Regions from separate parts of the Mus musculus genome. Here region 1 is linked to region 2. Evidence: chromatin loops called from intact Hi-C (ENCODE). Cell type or tissue: left cerebral cortex. All regions are shown on one strand. Links, peaks and the distances in the headings refer to the core of each region. The heading gives the core; the rest is flanking DNA.

Region 1 (11,722 bases), core at 1,724-9,723, 110 kb before region 2:
GGGACCCCAACACCAGCCTTCCGGAACAGGGCCACATTGTCCATTACCAGTTGCAGGTCCTCATCTCCAGCCCCAAGGACCAAACAGTATTCCAACCCCTACTGCTTCAGGGTTCTGTCCTCATCCTCATCCTGGCTCTGTGGCCCTGCCACATGGGGTGCAAGGACCTCAGCAGGCATCGCCAGTGCCTGCACAGATTCCAATTCACAGAGCACAGGTGCCGCCGACATTTCAAAACAATTACCACGGTTCAGGGTGGCATTAAAATGGACTCCAATAACATTTTTTAAAATGTTCTGTAAGATAAACTGTATATTTCATATGTACCTGTTAAGGTACTTTTTAAAGCTTGTACATGAAACTTTGTATAAAAAAACAAAAACAAAACAAAAAAAAAAAAACAAAAGCAAACACCAGTGCTCTTTCATTGTATCTTTCCCATTTTTGCTTTTTACACTTCCTTATGAAATGTGCTCTTAAGCCAGCTGTAGGTATCTTTATTTTGTAAGTGAACATTCCAACTGTTTTTCTGACCATAGATCTGATGATACATGACCTTTAAATTTCATTGTTGCAGTTAAATTCATTTAATGAATATTTTCTGTATTATTTTATACATATGCATTAAGTATACAGTTAAAGAAAGCACTAAGGATTTCCTTTTTTTTTTATGGTCAGCAGTTATTTGAGTGCATCTTAGGTCTGAAAATGCAATACAGGTTTTTATGATTTGGTGTGGACATGGCTCATATTGTTTTATCAGTTTTTTGCAAGCAAAATGTAATTTAATGTATAGATAATTTTTAGTGTCTCCTGACAGACTGTAAATACTGAATTTCCTTTGCGTATATAATTGCTCCCGCCCTTTTCATTTGGAATATAGCACTGTACATATGGCAAGTCTGCTGCAAACGTGTGATCTCTGTGAAAGTAGTACAGCACATGACCTTTCCTTTTTATTTCAATACGCTGTCACATTGAAGCACTGGTTGGGCATTTTAATTCATGTTAATAAACCACAATTATGTCAGTTTTACTAAATTGTTCTGTACAACTTCTGAGATTGAGGTCTGCTTAATGATTTTACAAAAGTTAAGATTTTCAAATATAATTTGTAAGTAAAGAATCATTCATTTTCTTCGGTAGCTGCTACCTCAGCTGCACTGCAGGCTACCAGCAGCCGATCTGGGTGAGTCTCACGGTCCTCTCTACTGCTTGCCTTTCCTTTAGAAGCACGGGTCAGAGGAAATTAAATAGCCACTCTATGCGACTTAGCTAACAGTCTAAGAACCTAACATTCTACTACAACATTAATCCACATTATTGATGCATTCCATACTGTATAGTTGCACACTGCAGTTTAACGCAGTTTGAAAAGGAGTAATTTACTTAAAACAGGGAGATTTAATTTGTACAGTATAAAATATGACTGAAATAGCTCCACTAATCAAAACTGATATGAAAATATGTTTAATACTAGCTTTAGGGCTTTAAGTTGTAGAAAATAGGTCTCTTTAAACAAAACCAAGGGCGAAAGGCATTATTCTGAAATACGTCAAATAGAATGAAGAGGGTTTCAGTGAATATTTTATTACTGAAAGAAGATATACCAGTTGTGACTTTTTTTTTTTAATTATCAGCTTCTGCTGTCTACCTCTCAGGAGTGGCCCTATTTACCACCTTCCAAACATGTGACACAATTGGGCCCAGTATATAAATTTTGTGCATCAGGAAAAACAGCAAACTCAAGAAATTAGATTTGGTAGTGACTTAAATCATGTTTTATCATTTAATTCCCATTTGAAAATTAACTCTGATGATATTCGAGAATACAGCTCATTTAGGGCTTAAAATCAGTGACCCAAGTTTCTGAAGAAACTTGCCCATGTTCTCCTTAGGATGCTTACCAAAGAAACCTGAATCTGAAAACTGACAGGTTCACATTGTGTCCCTCCATGACAATTTCAGACAGACCAAAGAAATGGCAATATTCACCCTTAAAATCACTTGTCCACAGACTTAAAGTAGCCAGCTAGCTAAGTAATTCATAACGAGAGCTCTTCTGCAAACTGAAACACTTCAACTAAATAGAATCTTTAATGGACACACTCTACAAACTTCTAATTCAGAGAGAGATTGTGTGTGTGTGGGGGGGGGGGTAGTGAGGGGTGGCATGCCTAGGTAGGCAGATCTCCGAGTCCTTGCCTCACAAAATAAGAAAAGAAAAATAATCCGAACGTGTTTTCTATTCCAATGAAAGTTTTTTTTACTCATACCTGTTAAGTTATGCATGGTGCAGGGAATATGGACAAACAAGCAGATCTCGTTAAAGAGTAGACTTCTTTTACACTCCCTACTACTTTTTCTCTGGATGGTTCTGCCATTTTTTAGATTAGCTATTTCTGGATCTGCTAAAGTCACATGTGAGACCCACTGCTTGTAATTTTCCATGAAGATTTCATAGGGTCTTTTCACTAAAAAGACTGACTTGGCTATAATGTTCCAAATAACCAATGGTTCACTTTAAGCTTTTATTCTTTTTTCTTCCTAGATTTTCCTTCACTATATAACCTTGGGTGGCCTGGAGCTTATGCAGAACAGGCTGGCCTCAGAGATCTTCCTGCCTCTGCCTCCCAAGTGCTGATATTAAAGGAGTGCACCACCACACCCAACCTTTACATTTATTCTTTATCATCATGCTACCAAGAATCAGATATAACCATATGGTACCCAATCACAAAAGTGTATGCTAGAACTCCTTGGTATATCATACACTCGCTAGGGTATTATTAATAGAAGAACCACCTTAAGATTAATATTCTAGCTTCCTTTTCCAATTTGACATTTCTAACCTCATTAGACAAATTTCATTCAAATGGTAAAAGTTCTTTCAGAGGTAGGGAAAACATAAACACACTCTGTGGTTCTTATAGGAATGTTTCTATAGAAATCATGACTCAGCAGCCACCATTTGTCATAGGCTCTATAAGGAAACGCACAGCCTCATTGGAAAAACCCAGCATGCATAGTTTGTGAATGAGTGGCATCGTCTATCTTACTACAGTGTATGATATAAAAATGTTAAACCCTAAGAAGGATATGTGTCTTGTTCACACAGGGAAAGATTGGAGGGGACAGGGGAGGAAACCATTGCACTTACGATGAAACACTGATTAAAAAAAGGGAACACCCACATTGTAGATAATGAAGCTATAACTAAAGCCTCGTTCATAAATCCATTCTGCCTTAATGTATGTTCTGTGACAATCTGCAACTCCTTTAGCTTTGTTGACACTACAGAGAGCAAAGGTATGTTGATTCTGTCTCTTGAAATACAGGGTAATAAGCAAGGCAATGTCTGGAAAAACACCCCAAAACACTTTAATTTTTAAGACAAGTGCAAGCACCCCAAACAAAGGATTATTGTTACAACACTTGTTAGCTTTTCACAATCTAATTATTGCAAAGGCATATGAATAAATGTTAATGGACAAAGTCAAGAAAAACGAGGCACCTTAATGAATAAAAATTTTTAAAAAAAAGACATTCAACCCACTGACTTCTAAAAGAGGCTAAATACACCTCCTATGTTACATTCTAAAATAGTATTGCCTACTAATGGTTTGTATCCTGGATTCTACAGTTAATTTTAAGGAAATGCATAAACTAAAACTGTATGCGGTCTGCAAAGGGGAAATGGCCTTCTCATTCATGGGAGGTAAGGAAAAGGCGAGGGAAGGGAAGCTGCCTAGGACGGCATGGGCACGGTCGCTGTTACCTTGAAGCTGTGAGGAGTGCTCGGTCCACTGCGTTGCAAACTGTCTAAGCCACGCCTTGTGTTTTAAACAAACACGATCATGCTTTTCAAAAAATATTTTTTTCATTCCACACACTGAACATATTTCTCTTGTCCAATTTAATCTACGTATTTAACTTACAGTGCTGGTGAGAGGTGACACTACCGGGGATTGGGCCATCACATTTTAAGTGGAAATGACTGATACTTTAAACATAGCTTAAAAATATGCAAAATACAAATGGAACTGCTAGATTATAGTGTCAAATTTTTAAAGTTTTTCTCTCTTTAAAGTGCCACAGAGGGCATGGCACCTCGTCCAGAACCACTTGGGTTGTTATGGAATGAAAAGTTTGTGCAACTTTCTGAAGCAGTGGAAATCTGCAACATGCAATGTAGGCCAAAAAGCGCTCAGGACTGGGTAGCTTTTCTGAATGTGAATCCTCATCCCCTATTTATGCAAAGTAATAGTTACATACACTAGTATAATACAGGAATGATTTCCCTTTGCCAGACGATAAAATTGTACATTTCCTTGCTCTTTCTTGGTTCCAACTGATAATTTCTTAAGATTGTAAATTATATAATACTCAGCTAAAATATGTCTTCATAAATAGTTACAGAACCTGCCAAAACACAAAAGGGAAAGTATTTTTCGTTCAAAAAAAAAAAAAGACATTTGAATGTCACACAACACAAGAAACAATGCTTAGAGACATGTTATTGTTTCCAGAAGAAAATGGCCAGTAAACTACTTAGCTGAAGACAAAGACCAGCCTTCCCCAGGACCATGGTGCACAGGAAGCAAAGTGTCAAACAACAGTACCTCAAAGCACTACAAAGGTCTGAGGGTGGAGCCAGCTCACTGGTAATCCTGTTAAAGAATGAGAGCCACTGTGTAGGTCCAATGTACTGGGAGAAATTTGCTAGCTCAGAATGCTATATTTGTAGAATCTGCTAAGAATTCAACCAAGGATGTCGAAGGCATTCGCCAGCTGAGGCTCGTTTTTCTGGAACCATCTCTAACATTGGGATCAGGAAATCTGTAAATTGTGCAGCATCTTCATGGGGCCAGCCATACTTTTCCACAAGTACATCAAAGAGGCTCCAGGGCTTCAGCTTGGTGATGTGCCGCAGTTCTCCTGGAGAGAGAGAAGTACAGCATCAGAGACGCTCCACGAGTGCACATCTCAGGATGACCTGAGCCAGACAGGCTTCTTCTCACTGCAGCAGACATTTTACCTCTCAAACCATTGGCTACAACAAAGAACGCTAGCTTTTCTCCCCTAAGCAAGTCTCATTGAAGAGCTAAGGGTCAAGTCGAAGCACGCTAGGTGAGTGTAAATGGGTTACGTCTGAACAAATAAATCAGCTCTGTGCTTCTTGAGCTGCAAAAGCACTGAGAGTGTCTGCTTCCCACTGGAGAGCTGCTCACACTCCAGCTTCGTGGTGCCGCCGCCATCTGTAAACTGGCTTAGGATACCTGGATGATGCAGGCTATTTGAAGTTGTTGCTGTGTTTTCACATGTGCTTCTACCTCAATGCAAATCTAACTTTTTCTGATGGTGCACATGTCCTTTTGAACTGTGCTGTCCACTGGCTCCACAGGGCTAACAGGCACACGGTTAGTACACCTACAGAGCATAGGAACTCTACTTTGTCTAAATTTAAGAAATAGCCTCAAGCAGCTACTAGCAACCCAAAACAACGAATTTTTATCTCTATTCATTTATAGTAAAATATGACCTCAAGGACAGTTTTTTATAAAACCTTAAAATGTTCTAATGTGGGGGGGAAAGAGGGGTGGGGAGAAGCAGTGGTGGTACACGCCTTTAATCCCAGCACTCAGGAGGCAGAGGCAGGCGGATTTCTGAGTTCGAGGCCAGCCTGGTCTACAAAGTGAGTTCCAGGACAGCCAGGGCTACAGAGAAACCCTGTCTCGAAAAACAAAAACAAACAAACAACACAAACAAACCAAAATCAAAAGAGCACTCCTTGCTCTTACAGGATCCTGGCTCGGTCCCCAATATCCACCTGGTGGTTAAGAATCATCTGCAACTCCAATTTCAGGAGATCCGATTCCCTTTTTTGATGTCTGCAGGCATCAGGCACATATACGATGCACTCACAGAAAATAAATCCTAAAGCCAGCTACAGCATGGACACAGCCTATGGTGACCACTGTTTTCTGCTGCAGCTCTCTGGTCTCCGCCTGCGCACTGCTCTGGTACTGCCTGCCTCAGCCAGAGTGCGCAAGTAGGCATGCTCAAATTGCTCCGGGCTCTTTTCTTTGTTTCCTCTTTCATTGTTTCAGAGTCAACCTACACACAGAGCTTCAAGGGAGGACCATGCCCACCCCTCCAAGAGATTCCAAAGACAGTACACCCTCAGAGGCTTCTGTTCATGTTCCTAAAGCTCTGTCATACCCAGGCTGTGCAGTTGTAAAACTGAAATGATGGGGAAATCTTGAATCTTTTAAAATGTGAAACCCATACATTGAGCGGAACAGGGCCAGCACCAAGCCTGTGAGCTCCAGTGATCGGATCCTATACCAACAGGGCTGCACAGAAGGTCAGATTTAAAACAACCTCCAATATGGAATACAGAGGAGATTAGGATCACACTGTAATTTTGAGGCCAGCCATCTAGGATGTGTACAAGACCCTGGGATGATGTCAGCAAGGAGCTACAGTATTTCTTTAAAACTCACTTCCTATAAGCCCACGCTCCGTGTGCAAGGTCTCCTCGCAATCTTACCTCACCTCAGAGGATTAGGGTGCTGGCCCTCACATCAGAAGTCTATACTGTCTCATGGAAACTTCTTTACTGCACTCTGACATTTTCAATTGAATTTCATTAAATGTTTAAAGGTTTTTATTAATATGTGTCTTATGTGTGTGAGCGGTTTGCTTGCATACATAATTGTGCACCACACGCGTGCCTGGGGCCCCTGGAGACCAGATGAGTGTGTTGAATTCCCTGGAACGTCAATTACAGTTGTGAGCCACCACGTTGGTGCTAGGAATTAAACACAGGTCCTCCACAAGAGCACCAAGTGCTCTCAACCCTTCCAGCATCTTAATAAAGAAATCTGTACATGTCTGTTTTGTTTGTGTAGAAACATGTATACCATGCACACGGAAGTCAGGAAACTGTGGGTGTCGTCTTCTACCTGGTTCCTGGGGGTTAAACTCAGGTCATGGACCCTGCCTGCAGCACATTCTCCCTGCTGACCAATTGAAGGCCTGGATTAATTAATTAATTAATTAACTAAGTCTTAGGAGCTAAGCTGTGTAGCTGGTCTTTGCTGCTTTGTGGGTTCTTCTCTTCTCTACCCTTCACTGCCCCCCCCCATTTTACCCCCAGTTACTAGATATAAGAGAGAGAACAACAGAGGGGAGAGGAGAAGGGAAAGGGGGTGATGGGGGGTGACAGTTTGATTGATTCTTGAATCTAATTTCTTTCCTTTTGTTTCTTCTTTGAGCACAAACAGCAGGGCAGCCATCTCCTCTGAATGACCAACCACTACCTCTCAGGGGCCTAGCATTTATGTAGCCTCTGAAAATTTCTCACAATTCCAAATGTCACACTCTCTGGAGCTGGAAAAAAGCACACCTCCTCTGACAAATCGGAGTCGGCTGCTGTGGAGAGCCCAAGCAGCTCCCAGCCCTGCCCCTTGGACGAAATGAAAGCACAGATTTACAGTATTTCTACTTTTAAAGAAAGCAAAATTCTAAAACGGTCACTACAAAGTCAAACTTACATCTGTGCACACAGCCAGCTATATCCTAGTGAACTTGACGTCCCACGTGGGAAAAAGTTTAGGTAACCCACCCCTCTCAGGCATCAATTTTTGATCCAATAAATTCAGTAAAAGATGGCGACATCTGGTGCAATGCACCCAGGCCAGGAAGGGCCACTGATTTACCTGCCAAGCTGTGTGGAGTTGTCACTCAGTTCACAGGGAATCAGTCGGACCAGGAACAAACCCCACATCTTAACACTCGGGTTTCCTTTTGTCTTCATTTTGAGATAGATCTGACACTGTAGCTCACTTTGGCCTTCAACTCCAAGTGAGTCTCCAACTTCACTCCTATTTGCCATACACAGCACACTATGATTTCTTAATGGGTTTTGTGGATAATGTTCACACCCAAGAAATAACCAGCAAATTAACATTTATTGGATAACAGCAGTAACTACAGTGCTTGCTCCAAAATCGAGTTTAGATTTTAACTTCTGGTCAAGGGGTGACACAAACTAGCACTGGCTATGCCTTTCAGAAGGAGCCCCATTCTCCTCCTCAGACCAGCAGTGCGGGTAGAAACATCCTCACTGCAAATGACTGTCATTTTAGCAAATGATTTTCTGCCTGTTGCAAGCATGAGAAAAAGCAGAAGAGCAGCTTTATACTGTGCTTTTATCCTCCTCAGATGGCAATGTTACAAACCGGAATGGAGAGAAACTGTGCACTGGGCGTGGCGCATGCCTTCACTCCCTGCACTCAGGAGACAGGGAGGCCAGTCTGGTCCACACTGCCCACTGTTTAAATACAAAAACAAAGAGCCATATCTATCTTCTCATTCATGATAAGTGTTCCCTCATCCTACTTACTGTAGATTCTGTCAAATTTCACATCTTCTCTGACTATCACAGGCATTAAATGCAAACAACTACCAGAAAGGGGACTACACACCCAACCTCGGAGTTCACTTTCAGGATCTCTGGCCTCTATGTCCAAAAGAAGGGCAAGTATTCTATTACTACAGAAACAGCAAGCCAAAATGACCTCAGTCTCCCACTAAGAAGAAAGTGCAGCACAGAGCACAGTGGTACAGGCCTGTAACCCCAGCATCGGGGAAACTGTTCCTGGCCTCCACACTCTTCCTAGTGCTGTTGAAAAGAACCCAAGCTCAAGTCCTAAAGCAAGAGTGCTAAAGATGCTTATAGACACACACCACAAATGTCCAAGAAGAAGAACCCCCGCCATGTGGCCACAGTCAAAGCACTGCAGGACAACCACATCTCCCCAAAACCATCGGAGCACCTCACTTGCCAACTGTCTTTCAAGGTAGATTCCTCCAACTGGGTAAGAAGAGTGCCAATGCTGCTGTTGGTTCTGGGATGGCATTTAACAGAAACCAACATAATGGCTTACGACTCCGTGCCAGCTGAAAGCCATAGGGAGCCTAAGAGCACAGCTGGACATGGTGACTTGTGCCTGTGACTCCGGCACTTAGAAGGCTGAGGCTGGAGGATCAGGAGATCAAGACCCTGCCTCAAAAAGAAAGAATGGGCTGGAGAGATGACTGGGCAGCAGTTAAGAGCACTGGCTGCTCTTCCAAAAGATCCAGGTTCAGTTTTTATTACCCTATGGTAGCTCCAAACCATCTCTAACTTCAATCCCAAGGTATGCAATGCCCTCTTCCATAGGTGCCACATATACACATGTACAGAGCACAGGCAAAACACTTATACACATAAAATACTGAGGGGGTAGAGGGAGGGAGATTGCAGTGAGATGGCTTAGCAAATAAAAAGGCTTGCCACAAAGCCTAATGACATGAATTTGGTCCCCCAGGAACCACATGCTATGAAGAGATAGACAACCTTTGGTGTCCACATGTCACCTATGATCTCCCCAGTAAGTAATAAATGTAATTTAAAAAGATGAAGAGAGGAAGAAAGGAAGGGGAGGTAAAAATGAAATAACCTGGACTGGACTCTATGCCTACTCAAGGTATGCATGTGTGTATGTGTATGTGTGTGTGTGTGTGTGTGTGTGTGTGTGTGTGTGCATGTGTGCATGTGTGTATGTGTATGTGTGTGTGTGTGTGTGTGTGTGTGTGTGTGTGTGTGCATGTGTGCATGTGTGTATGTGTATGTGTGTGTGTGTGTGTGTGTGTGTGTGTGTGTGTGTGTGTGTGTGTGTGTGTGTGTGTTTGGTGTCCACAGCGCCAGGATCACAAGCATATGTACCGATACGGCTGCCTTGTCTCTGTAAGCACTGGGACTGAGCTCAGCCCTTAAAGGGCATACGGCAACCACTTTACCAACTCTCCCAGCTCCTCAAGCAAACTTTAACAGAGGATATAAACACAACTGAACCTAAGCTGGTAAACACAGGCTCCCAAGCCAAGAGCGCCAGAGTTTTGTTGTCCTCGGCAGGATCCCCCAGGCCATGGTAACCTGTGGTGGCCAGTGTAGCTAAGGACGACCTGAGCTCCCCGCCCTCCTGCTCCAGCCTTCTCTGAGGATCCACTTCTTAGGGTGAGGAGAGAGAGACACTGCTTGGAGGTATGTTTAAGACCTGGTACTACCTGCAAACTACACAATGACATTAAAACCAGTCACCCATGGGACTGTCTACATAACCCAAAGTACATGTCCCCTGACTTCACAGGCCCACACAATGCCAAAGAGGTGAGACACACCCAAGAAAATGCCATGGCCATCACGACACCCATGTGCAGGCTGTCTCACTAAACTCTAGGAACAGGAAGAGAAGTCTAGCTTTGTGAGTGTGTGATCTAGGCTGGCCTTGGACTCTTGATTCCCCAGGCTCGGCTCCGAGTACTGGGGTTACAGGGGTGATCATCACACCCAGCTGAGTCTGGTTCTCGCCCAAAACCCGCTTGAAGTCCTTTCTAAACATCTGTGAATACACACACTGGTGCTTGGAGTGGAGTTACAAGGTAGCTGTTTGAGAAAGGATTGCTGGAAGCCTATTCGTTTATAAAGGTTTCACTCTATAGATACCAGATGGTTCCAGATTATTCTGTGAGTACCTTCTTCAGCAGAATTCCCCAGTTGAAAAGTCTTGATCTTTTCCACGGCTCAAATATGAATGCACAATTTCTCCTTTTGGGAGAAGATCGTGCTGAAAATGCGTGCTGCGGAAGTACCGTTACCTTTTCTGGTGAAAAACTCCTTGGAATATTTCCCCAACATAGCGTATTTTCGAGGGACTTTCCCCAGCAGTTCAATGATCAATGCTATGTGATCTGCATTGGGAAACATTGCCAGCAAAACAGAAACACACGACAGTTTAATCAGTACCCTGCATGCAGACATGGTTACTGCCCGCACAGACAGAAACGGAGCACGACCGGAATGGCCTTTGTCCAGCTGATTCACAACTCAAAGCTAAGGGCACCCAGCTGTCCCTGGGCACCAAGAAGGGCCCAGTGTACAGAGTGACAACATCACAGCCCAGACTCAGTCTTCGGTCGGTCAGCATTTATCCAGCACAGACATTCTGCTCGGCTGGTTTGGAATTTAGAAGAACTGCTTTGGTCGTGTTAACCTGCTGCTTCTGCAGCGATTCCATTTCTGTCTGCATCGTGGCACGTTTCAAAGAGAAGAGGTACTACCTCTGCGATTGAAGAATTCCCGAGAATATTTTCCAGACAGAGCAAAGTGCCTTGGGATACTGCCTAGCAGCTCTATGATGTGGGCTATGTGGTCTATGAGGAGAGAGCAAAAGGGACATGGGAATAGGGAGGGCACAGGGAAGGAGGGAGGGAGAAGAGGGAAAGGGAAATTAGTAAAACTCAGAAATCAATTCAAATCAACAATGTCTGCAGCCCATCCATGCAGAGGTCTGTGGGACTGGCGGGCCTCAGGCACCAACTGTGGCTGACACCAGCGCACCCCAGGCCACCCCAGCTATGCAAGCAAGGAAGCATGGAGATGGTCAGGTTTACAGAAGGAATCCAAGCCTGAATTCCCTGGTTTTCAACTGGGCTCCCAATCAGGACAGCAAAATGGGCAGCAGAGCTGTGGACAAAGTAACCACAGAGGCCCTGAGGCCTCAAGAGTCAGTCCTCACCCACCAACTGCATCCCTCCAACCGGGAGGCCAGCAAAACTGCCTCAGGTGGGTACTGCCCAGTCACTGGCACTGAGGGTGCTTCAAACTCAAAGG
Region 2 (11,722 bases), core at 2,152-10,151:
TAATGTTAGCATGCACACCCTTGAGGACCTCGTAACGATGATACTCAGTGGGAAATGGTACCTCAGAGGATGGGTCCTGTGACTCTGGCTACATTCTCATGTTCACCCCCTTTATAACACCTGTCCTCAACACTTCCCCCAGCTGCTTATAAACCTAGAATCAATAAAAATGTACAGAGGTTCATTTACCAAATGCATTCATACAACTGCTCATATCAACACTATTCATAATCCCACAGCCACAAACAAGAAATAGCCCTTAACATCCATCAACAGGTGAAATGGATAGACGGAGACCCCCAAACCTTGGACTGCAGAGACCAGATACATGAAGCACGTGTGTAACATGGAAGAGGACACACATGGAACTGTGAGGAAGGGGAGTATCATGTCTCTTTTCTTAATTCACCTTGGTTCTGGGGACTGAGCCAGGGCCCCTGTCACGCCAAGCACAGGCCTTCCCACCAGGGCACAGCTTCCTTTTCCTCGCCGCTCTCTCTAATTCCCCCACATATTACTTCACTTACCACTGCACATTATTTCTGAGTGTCTCCACTGCATTATGCTCAAGAATCCCTGCAGGGAAGACCACAGCGCAGGACATTTTCTACCTCTCAGATCTTCAAGACACTGCAGCCCAAAAGCCCAGTGCTTAAGCAGTGCTCCACATCCTTAGGTCTCTCTGTTTTCAAACATAACTTTTAAAATGCTCCCAGCGTTATCTGTCCAAGCAAATGAAGCTCACTGCTTTCTATCTAAATGTCTGAGAGGAAGCTCTCTCACTCCTGCTTCTTAATTCACCTAAACCTCTCACACACAGCTCACAGCCAAAATACAAGCAAAAGGGGCAAGCCATACAATCTAGTAGTAGAGGCGTAATCAAAATCTCAAAGGATGCTGTACCATGTATGTGACCCCAGCACGTGAACATCAAACATTTCCCAGCCATCTGATTTGGCTTCCTGTAACCAAGCATGGAAAAATTTTTTTGAGGGTTTCTATTTATACAGATTCAAAACAGAAACAACTGAATAGACATATGCAAAAATGAAATCAAATCCTTACATCAATATTAAAACCCAAAATGTATCTCAAGCTCTGAGTCTGACGTCAGCCTGGTCTACAAAAGTAGGTTCTAGGACAGCCAGAGCTACACAGAGAAACCCTGCCTCAAAACAACAAAACAAAAACAAGAGGAGGAAATATATAACTTCTTAAAAAAAAAAAAAAAGGTAGCACAAAATCTAAGCAGCCCCAGGCTTGGTAAAGATTATTATATATCACACAAAATTATAAACTAAACTTTAAAAACATACACACAAAATTGTATTTCATATGGTTTGTGAAATCCCATTAATTTCCATTAAAATACTAATAAATACTAAATATAAATAAGCACTCAGCCACTTCTGACTCATTCTATCACTCAGGGGAAAAAACAAAAAACAAAAAAACCAGTCTATCCTGTAGAGAAACTAAGAAAGCAGTGTCAGGGTGAGGCTCGAGAGAGGAAAGTACACTCATCAATGCACGTGGCTAGGAGCCATGGCGGGGAAGGAAGGGAAGAGGACAGCAGCCCCTGTACTGATCAGACCTCGGGACACAGCCTAGAATAAACAAGGGGTAACCTGCTCTGCGCCTTGCCATCAAATTCCCCTCCTCGCTATTTGTCAAGGTTTCTTTGTGTGCTCTAAATAAGAAAGAAAAGTAAAGGACACACGTGCACAAACGTACACTGTCCACATGGCATGCCCTTGTACAGAGTAGAGACAACATGCCATCCTGTCACTTCTCAGCAAGGCTTCTTACTCAGCACTGGTACAACACAGGCCACAACATGATGGCCATGATACCAGTCATGATTTTCTCTCTTCCTTATTTCTCCATTCACAATAAAGGTAACTAGCAACTATAGATTCAGTGTTTATTTGCTGACTACTAGGATGCCAAAGACCTTCATTACGACATTTAAAATGTCACACCAAGTACAAAGAGCTTGTCCTTTTACATCCTGCCCAGAGCAAGCTTAAACCTCATAAAGCATTCGGTGACCGAGAGCTCATCCTGCTCCCCGGCCCCGCCCCTCGTGCTATTGGGGTACCTGGTTCAGTTCCCAGCACCAACAACCGAGCCACCATCAGGAGACATGATGTCTGGGTTGTTTAGTAATTGCTACCATTTTCCTAGCTGTGATTACTATTCCTCCTCTTCACCATGTGTTCCAACCCACAACCTCCGGAAGTGCTACAGCTGGAACAAAGCAAAAGAGGTGAGAGATGAGGAGGTGAGCTTTGCCAGTAACTATTCTGTTGACTTTATTACACTAAATGGGAGCAAACAAAAAACCATGTCTAACAGCATCATTACAATGCTAACAAATCAATGTGCTCACTCATTCAGCAAGTACTCGATTCTACAGAAGACATATTTGTAGTGGGATTTATTCCTGGACCCTCCAGGACTCTGGAGCAGCAGAAATCCCATCCTAACAGGCCACAGGACATGTCACCTGTTTTTAAATTATCATTCACTCAGTAACATTGTCTGTTGTTAATCTTTAAAGAGGTAAGCTGAAATTTTTTTTTCTCTCTTCAAGACACAACATCTAAAACCAAACTGTAGCTGAGCTGAGCTGAGCTGCACTAATTCCGACCTGTGAGTAGCCTTCCTAAACGGAGCACATGGACTGCGCATCTCTCCTACTGAGGTACGTTCTGAGTCTCCACTATTTCATCTAAGCTAAAAGCCTAACTTCCAAACTATTTTCAAGAGCTACTGACAGTAATATTAACAGACCCCAGCTATTGGGATCTCTTAGTAGACTCCATTATAATTTTACTTTGGACTAATTCTATGTTCAAGGAACAAGTCCTCAAAAGTCTACAAAATTAAAATAAGTTAATGTTTTATAATGCTTTTCTATTTTAGAAAAGTGTATGAACAAAAAGGCTCCAGTCAATATTACTAGCTTTCTCAGGATGGCTCTTTCCACATAGTGGGTTAAATGTGTAAGATGCAAGGGTTACTAAACCCACCCCAGCAGAGGCTCCACCCAGGCTTACGACACTGCATTCAGAAGTCCTGCCCTGCCAAGAGCACTCTCAGGAAACCCTCTACACTACAGGGACAGGGTACAGGAATGATGCCTTCTGGTGCCACATAGCTTATCCCTCTGTGGAAAAAGAAACCAGGCTGCTCTGCCGAACCTACTGACAGGCATCTGGAACCATGCCGCAACCTAAGACAATCTTAAAGGTCTTAGAGTACTATTCATAAAACCATAACTCAATTATTTTTCTCTTTTTAAACCAAGTCATTTTTTAAGAGATCAAATAGAAATAAAATAACTGGTCAGGCAGTGGTGGCGCGCGCCTTTAATCCCAGCATTTTGGAGGCAGAGGCAAGTGGATTTCTGAATTCGAGGCCAGCCTGATCTACAGAGTGAGTTCCAGAACAGCCAGGGCTACACAGAGAAACCCTGTCTAAGAAAGGAAAGGGAAAGGGAAAGGGGCAAGGGGCAAGGGGCAAGGGGCAAGGGGCAAGGGGCAAGGGGAAAGGGGCAAGGGGAAAGGGGCAAGGGGAAAGGGGAAAGGGAAAGGGGAAAAGGGAAAGGGGAAAGGGAAAGGGAAAGGGAAAGGGGAAAAGGGAAAGGGGAAAAGGGAAAGGGGAAAAGGGAAAGGGGAAAAAGAAAAGAAAAGAAAAGAAAAGAAAAGAAAAGAAAAGAAAAGAAAAGAAAAGAAAAGAAAAGAAAAGAAAAGAAGGAAAGGAAAGGAAAGGAAAGGAAAGGAAAGGAAAGGAAAGGAAAGGAAAGGAAAGGAAAGGAAAGGAAAGGAAAGGAAAGGAAAGGAAAGGAAAGGAAAGGAAAGGAAAGGAAAGGAAAGGAAAGGAAAGGAAAGGAAAGGAAAGGAAAGGAAAGGAAAGGAAAGGAAAGGAAAGGAAAGGAAAGGAAAGGAAAGGAAAGGAAAGGAAAGGAAAGGAAAGGAAAGGAAAGGAAAGAAAAGCTGATTAACAGTAATTGAATAATGTGACAAATGCTATCATGATATTATAAGGTATTGCACATCCAGGGCAAGACAGAGGTATTAGATAATAAACTGTTTATACTTGAGATTATTATTTTACAGATCTTTTAAAAATTAGCCACTTTCGCAGGGCATGGTGGTGCACGCCTTTAATCCCAGCACTCGGGAGGCAGAGGCAGGCAGATTTCTGAGTTCGAGGCCAGCCTGGTCTACAAAGTGAGTTCCAGGACAGCCAGGGCTAAACAGAGAAATCCTGTCTTGAAAACCAAAATAAATAAATAAATAAGCAAGCCATTTTCACAGGATTCACCCAAGACCATCTGAAAACACAGATATTTACATTATAATTCATAACAGCAAAATTACAGCTATAAAGTAGTAACAAAAATAATGTTATGGTTGGGGTCACCACAGCATGAGGAACTGTATTGAAAGGGCACAGCATTAGAATTGAGAACTACTCTTTTAAATAAATTTAAAAATCAAATGATACCGATTTTAGTGAAATGGAGAGGAAAGGGGCATTTTGTTTTAATATACTTTAATTAAGTAAACAGCTATTATGCTTACAAAGTTTTGAATTGATGCATAAATCATACTCACCACCTAAGTGAGACTATCACACCTGCTTAATATAACTCTAGGCACCTGCTAAAACCAGCAAGGCAAGCTCCAGCATACCATGCACAAAGTCACCCTCAACAGCAATCGGTCTCTAAGCTTTATAATTATGACAACAGGTGCTCTCTTTTCTTTCAAATGACCACAAGAGCCTAAGTATGTAAAATCATGAAAACACTTGAGAATATGTTTCCATAGAATGAGTTTAGTCAGAAAAAAATTAACTTGTTTTTAAGAGACATTCATCTTCTGTGCTCAGCCGTCAGTTTACCAGTAAAGAACTCACACTACCCCAGAAGGACGCATCACTACTGCGGTCCTCTCATTCAGTACACTGCTAGTTCAAAACTCCAACACCTCAGCTGATGCTTGGGCAGCTCACGGTGCACGTCCCTGTGTCTACTGCTCCCATCAGCACCAGTTTTCTGGCAGGTTTTCCCAAGGCTGAAGATTCCTTTTGTAGCTCAACAAACAGAATCAAAATTGAAATCAGGTGGCTAGCCACAAACCAGAAGTTACAAGGGTCAAGAAAAATAAGCACAAAACTTCTTACTTTTGATTTTTTATCTCTACAGAATGTAGCTACATCTTCATTTGTAACCAAAGTTGTAACCACAGGCTTTACACCTAATGATGCTAAAAGTCAGTAAAACCTCTCTGCCCTCAGAGCAGCCTCCTGAAACTAGCACTCAGTTTGTCATGGAGGATCAGCTAGTTTCTGGTTTGGTTTTAACAATATTTCTCCTGTTATCATTTCTTTACCACCAAGTAATTTTCCACATTATTTTCCTAAATTTTCAGTCTATGAACAACATGCCCTAAAAATTAGAAAAAGATAAATCAACATGGCTTAAATACAGTTGTCAACATGAAGTATAAGTTACTGAGATAAACAAAAGGAAGGTGAGCATCACTGCCTGCCTAAGAACCTCAATGGCAAACATTGCTTACTCACAATCAACAAGCACAAGTGAACACAGAATCAAAACAGGGAACTTTGAGTCTCATTTTTTACAGCAGATAAAAATATCTTAATTTTGCTTATGAGGCAAAACAGTAATTTTCATGAACCATCTCCTTACAGGTGTAATCATATGAATGACAGATAAAATAATTGCTTTAAAAATACTTGTGAGTCATTTTGTCCTTACCTGCAGGCATGAACCATTACTGCACGCAGTGACTGTTCCACTGCCTAGCAGAGACTTGAAGAAACATCATATCTCTTTTTCAGAATGTGACTAATCTGTGGGTTTGCAATTCCTAAGCTATGTACAAATGGCACTCCCTTTGTTCATTAAAAATATATATATATACTTATTACAGGAAAAAGATCAACTATGTTTAAGCTAGATATTTACAAATAACCTTGGAAATTCTACATACCAGCAACCTCAAAATACAAGAACAAAAATCTCATAGTAAGTCTTTTAAAAAGCAAGATTTTTTTTTTTGGTTAAATTATTTTTTAAGCTTTCAGCACTGCCTCACTTGAGCCAGAGGTCTGCTGTGTTATGTGCGCATGCTGCAACTGATTAGACTGAGTGTTTTTCTAAAAAAATCAATTTCCCTTCGCAAAGCAGAACAGCTTGCCCAAATACACATCTTCAATACAGCACAACGCTAGCATGCAGTACAATACGTTACATAGCAAACTTGACAAGGAAAAAGATAAGTCCTGTTTGTTCCTTAGCAATGCTACACCATTAATTGTTCATGCAAGAGCTGTAGCTGTACCTTTCTGAAGAGGACGACTTCTCAGAGTTAACTGACATCAGCAGCTCAGTCTTCTGCTTGATTTCTGGAAAAATCAGAAAATATTCACAACCAAGATTGCCCGCCCTTGCTTACAAGCCTTATATCAAGAGATTTTTCTTCCCTAATCCCTTTTGTTCAGAATGAGGCCACAAGATTCACAGCACTTCTCTTAGGACTCGGATTCAATGGTGCTATAAAGGGAAACGGCTCCGAGGCACCAGGCCTTGCTAAACTATGCACATGACTGTTTATGAAAGCAGGAAGTACCACTTCTTTTAAGCAGAGGGGTGTCCTTTTTTTTTAAGGTAGAACTCCCCGGGTTTTATTAAAGGGTTTCAAATTGAACAAGCTACAACACAAACACGAAATGCTAACATCTAAACTCAATATACTAAATAATTTGAGAAGCCTAAATTAAAATGTTTCATTCTCAATGAACAGATATGCAACCCCTGGCTGCTTCTATTTGATTTGTCCTAAAAAATATGGCTCAGTGAATCATTTCTGTCACTTAAGAATGAAATATTAAACCAAAACCCCAATTCAATGATCAAAATGTTATAATTTCCTGATTGTTTTTAATGAAATTTAGCATCCCGTCCCTAACACCTTCAGGAAGAGACTTCTCTACATCTTAGCCTCCCCTCCTCCTTCACAGCACACAGTGAACAAGCAGTGCCCAGGCACCGAGCAGAGACGAGAGATATTCTTGTCCTTTCAGGAAGGACTGGCAACGCCACCTACATCAGAAATGTAACTGCAACTTCAATTTAATTAAAAGATGGTTGCTGGAACCAAGCTGGGTAAGAGAAGACCTTACAGGGAAGAGTTAGAAGAGCGCAGCCAAGGCAAAGCCACGGGAAATAGAGCAAACTGCCTTTAACCACACCAGCAACTCAGCCAGGGCTGGCAATCTCTGCTGAGTAAAGCCCCGGGTTCTTACTTCGTGGGAAACGCTGTTTTGTCTAGTCCTAAAAAGTATTCTAACTATATTTCTTTAATTACAGTATCTGTTTATAATAAAAAGTCCACATACTAAAATTAAAACTGTAATCATTGAAAAGCTATAAGGTCTCAGAATTTCAAAGCAGACCTCAATAAAGTGGGAGAGGATAAGCATGCACACATAAGTGTGTATTTCCTAGAAATAAAACAATGTTTTAAAATGCTGACTACATTAATAAAATTAAAATATGAAAAATATAAGGAAAAATTAAAAAATAAAAGTAGGAAAATACTTTCCCAGTGTTAAGGGATTCTCCTAATTTAAGCATATATCCTCATCCCATAGATATAATAAAATTAGCCAAACTGCTATAATAATAAAACTTACCTTGAGAATTCTGAGGTAAATTACAGAGCCCAACACAAGGGGCTACAGTGAATTTAAACTGTTCAGTAAAGTCTCCCCTCATTTCAAAAGAGAACTGTCTCCACATGGGACTTAGAAACACTTCTTCATTTTCAAAAACCATGAGACCTTCAGGAAACTGCCTATACTCTCTAAAGCCTCTATTTCCTCGCCTAGAAAATGAGGATAAGTATTTCTACTTGTGGAGAATTTAATTAAGTCGTCCACACAAAGCCCAGCAGACCCTCACATGGCATGTGGTGACCCTCCTTGCCTGTTCCCCACTGGCTACAACACAGCTCTCCTCAATACACGCTCGCTGAAGGAGTTAAGGAGGCATGGGCCTGCCCACCTTCTTGGTGTTTCCGTAAGTTTAAACCCGCTTTCTTCTCCCTTTCATTATCAACTTCAATGTGTATTTTTAACTAGGATGTTATGGTATTTAGAAGTTAACTACTATGTATCTCAAGTTCCCTACATTTTTTTGACTAGATGTTTCAGAATGAAATTGTACTTGAACCACCATTTTATTGCAAAAAAGATTTTTCTAAGTTCTTACTTTAGTATGTCTATATAAAAAACTTTAAGGTAAACAGCATGTTAAGGCTGTGGAGCCACATAACGTTATAGTGATGCTGGAAGAGTTTCCAATATTCCTTTCATATTCTCTCCAATTCATCACATCTGTTTAGTTCCAGAAACAGTGAGCCATTCAGGATGGATTTTATAATCACTGTTGGTGAGGCCTACACACCTTCCCATCTATGACACTACCTACTTACCCTAATGTGTTTCCATTGCTAGGCCTGGTTACCTTTTAAGAATTCCAGAATCAGCCAAGCACTGTGACGGCCGCCATTAATCCCAGCACTTAGGAGGCAGAGGCAGGTAGATCTCTGTGGGTTCAAGGACAGCCTGGTCTACAGGGCAAGTGTCCAGGGCCGTTACACAGAGAAATCTGTTGGGGATGTAGGAGGGGGGTAATTCAAAAAACAAACCTCCAGTGGGGCTGGAGAGATGGCTCAGTGGTTAAGAGCACCGACTGCTCTTGCAGCAGACGTCCTGAGTTCAATTCCCAGCACCCACATGGTGTCTCCCAAGCATCTGTAGTGGGATCCGACGCCCTCTTCTGGTGTCTGAAGGCAGTGCACTCACACATAAAATGAGCATGGGAAACCTTGCACCTGCCCTGCACTGAAGCAGCTCCTTTTACTCTCAGCCTTCTGAGTAACAGGATGCTCTCCACACCGACGGCCATCTGTCTGTCAATCTTTACCGGCTTTTCTGGCCTACTTCACAACAGTGTTCCTCATGAGTCTTTGTAAATTTAATTTCATCTATAAAATGGTTTAAAACTCCAATCTGCTTTTACCATCCATCACCTTTACAACCATGCCCCACTCCATTCCCACAACTCACGAAGTCCTACCTTCATCACCACTTGGCCTTACAGCCCTGCAGATACCTATCCCTCCAACCACCAGGCTCCATTTGTATTTCTATACCAACAGTTTTTGTTTTTAAAGTTCATCAACCTGAAGGCTGGTTGGATGGCTGATAAAGGCACCTGCCTTGAAAGCTGACTACCTGAGGTCAATCCTCAGGGCCCACATAGAGGAAGGAGAGAACAAATTCCTGGAACTTCCTCTCTAACTTCCAAATACAAACCATGGCAGACTCAGAACACCATAAATACAAAAGGACAAATGAAAATATAATCGTAAAAACTTTAAAAACCAAGTCCATTCCCCGGGTAGTTTTCCTTCAGGTTTTTGTCTACATCCCGTTCTCTGTCTACCACACCGCTGCACTCACAATGCTCAATGGCATTACAATCTGCTCCTTACATCTCTTGAGCCTTTAATTCGGCCTTTGGCATGGCCCCATAATTCAGTTTCTACTCACACCATAAACTATGCTTCTTTGCGTCACAGAGAAAATAAGTACTTATTTTAGTTTCTATACAAAATTATAGGAGGATGTAAGTTTTACTGTCTTGTTCATTCTCTAAAGCAGTGGGGTCAGATATTGTTTATTCTTTAACTGCTTTTATGTATTTAATTCTCTGCAACTCTAAATCTTTCATAGGATTATCATTTCCCCCATAATTCTTACATATTGGTGATACCTACAGAACCTTCACCACTCAAACATGTCTATACCCTACAGAGACACTATTAATAACCATAGACAAACTGTCAGTCTGATAGTATCACATGCAACCCAAATCCAGACATTCTCCCATCTCCCCTGATAGTTTCCACTAAATAGTCACCAAATGTGCACAATATCTAAAACTGAGCTCAGCAACTATTTGACCCCACATCTACACTTTATCTTAGGCCTAGAGTCTGCCATCAACCTCCATCTCACACCACAGGCCCTTTACAATCTAACTCTGGGAGTAACAGGACAGCCGATCTTCCAGGCCACCAATTTTTGAGGACTCCCAAATGTCTCCCAGTGTCTCATTTGGGACTAATTGGCACACTCTCCCTTTTAGACATCCTATCCTCTGGAAGCACTAAGCTCTGCTGGCCTGCTTCCTCACAGACCTTCTTCCTTACTATTTTCTTTCCTTTGGACATCACAGGATAACTCATCTCTTCCCTACATAACCCACTAACCTGTTGCTTGACTGCTTTTCTCTCTCTTTTTTTCCAAAACAGTGTGGGGGTGGGGGGTTGTGCATGCATGCGTGCGTTCGTCCATGCGTTCGTGTACCCTGTCCTGAAACCAGCTTTATATAGACCAGGCTGGCCTCAAACTCAAAGATTGCCCTACGGAGTGAGTGCTGGAATTAAAGGTGTATATCCCCACACCCAGCCCCACAAACTAACTTTTTCAATCTGGGCCACAAACTCCTCCCAAATTTATCTTCTAAGAGAGAATTAAATTAATCTCTTTTGTGTCTCTATATATTGCATACACTTGTATACAATTACTAAAATGTATAATTTTCCATTTGACATTCCATGAAACTAAAGTTATCTTAAGGACAAGGACCTGATATTGCCCTTAAATTCGTGCAGAGCCAGTGATAAAGACTTACTGACCACTTTTATAATCCTCTTAGGCTTGTCTAGTCAGCGCATGGTGCACACGCAGCTAAACCACATCCGGTTATAATGAGAAAATCTAAAAGGGAAGAGCGCTTCAAGGTAATCGCATTCCTCACAAGCATTTCCCAGAGTCAAGCAACCAAAATTCACCATGTAGTCTTCATTTCTAGAAAAAAGCAGGGATGGGGGTATTTATACACGTGTACACATGTGAACTTAAGTGCTGGTGTCCAAGAGAGGCAGAGGTGTAAAAACGCCTTGGCAGGTAGGAGCTGACTAACTAACATGGGGCTAACAACTGAACTCAGGTTCTCTGCAAGAGCAGTAGGTGGTCTCGACCACTTGGCTATTTCTTCAGCTCCTCAGCCTTCTCTTAAATCAGCTTTTAAAATGTAGATTTACATCAGACCTTGTATTAAAAAGGTGAAATCTTATCACTGCTAATTAGCTTTATTGATTAATTAAAATAAGGTGGTCTGTGATACCATATTCTTCTCATCCTTCTCGTGTATATATTACCTTACATACTAAATCAATAACCCACACCGGCAGTCACCTGCCTTAGTAGGTAACTGTGCTTGCTGAGCAAGCCTGAGAATCTAAGCTGGAGTCTCTGGAACTTAGAGAACAGTACAGTAAGAGAGTTTCACAAAATTGTCCCTGACATCCCATGCATCCCATCCTAACACAACATGCAACACGGGGATGGGGGGTAGGGGGGAGAGGGAGAGAGGGAGGGAGAGAGGGAGGGAGGGAGGGAGGGAGGGAGGGAGGGAGGGAGAGAGAGAGAGACAGAGAGAGAGAGAGAGAGACAGAGAGAGAGAGAGAGAGAATATTAAGAAGAACAGTGATAGAGTGCCTAGAGGACTGGTCTTGAACTCTTCATAAGACTCCATAAGTCCTACGGG

The links. A loop is a pair of places that touch in the nucleus more often than their neighbours do. Peaks named below come from ENCODE experiments on the same cell type or tissue, not always from the same donor. Only the 100,000 strongest peaks of a DNase experiment are listed, where the experiment ranks them.
Region 1: a loop joins it to region 2, with 2.1 times the contacts of the local background. A loop is called at or near these places in 5 of 42 quality-filtered maps.

What each region holds. Positions count from the first base shown.
Region 1 is chr5:23,502,783-23,514,504 of GRCm38, forward strand. It overlaps Srpk2 (serine/arginine-rich protein specific kinase 2), which reads right to left. Exons shown (of 16, transcript NM_001359173.1): 15 at 11,170-11,262; 16 at 574-4,938. The coding sequence ends at 4,754. Kmt2e (lysine (K)-specific methyltransferase 2E) reads left to right here. Exons shown (of 26, transcript NM_026984.2): 26 at 1-1,453. The coding sequence ends at 265. Among named protein-coding and RNA genes, the nearest start is that of Kmt2e, 74 kb to the left of the region's middle. In left cerebral cortex, for the core only: a CTCF peak has its summit at 5,861; DNase peaks (open chromatin) are centred at 3,015, 4,725 and 6,063; H3K27ac peaks cover 818 bases.
Region 2 is chr5:23,609,947-23,621,668 of GRCm38, forward strand. All of the region lies in intron 2 of Srpk2 (serine/arginine-rich protein specific kinase 2), which reads right to left. Among named protein-coding and RNA genes, the nearest start is that of Srpk2, 60 kb to the right of the region's middle. In left cerebral cortex, for the core only: CTCF peaks have their summits at 5,794, 7,170 and 8,879 (motif pointing left); DNase peaks (open chromatin) are centred at 5,017, 5,734, 6,574 and 7,113; H3K4me3 peaks cover 3,202 bases; H3K27ac peaks cover 2,727 bases.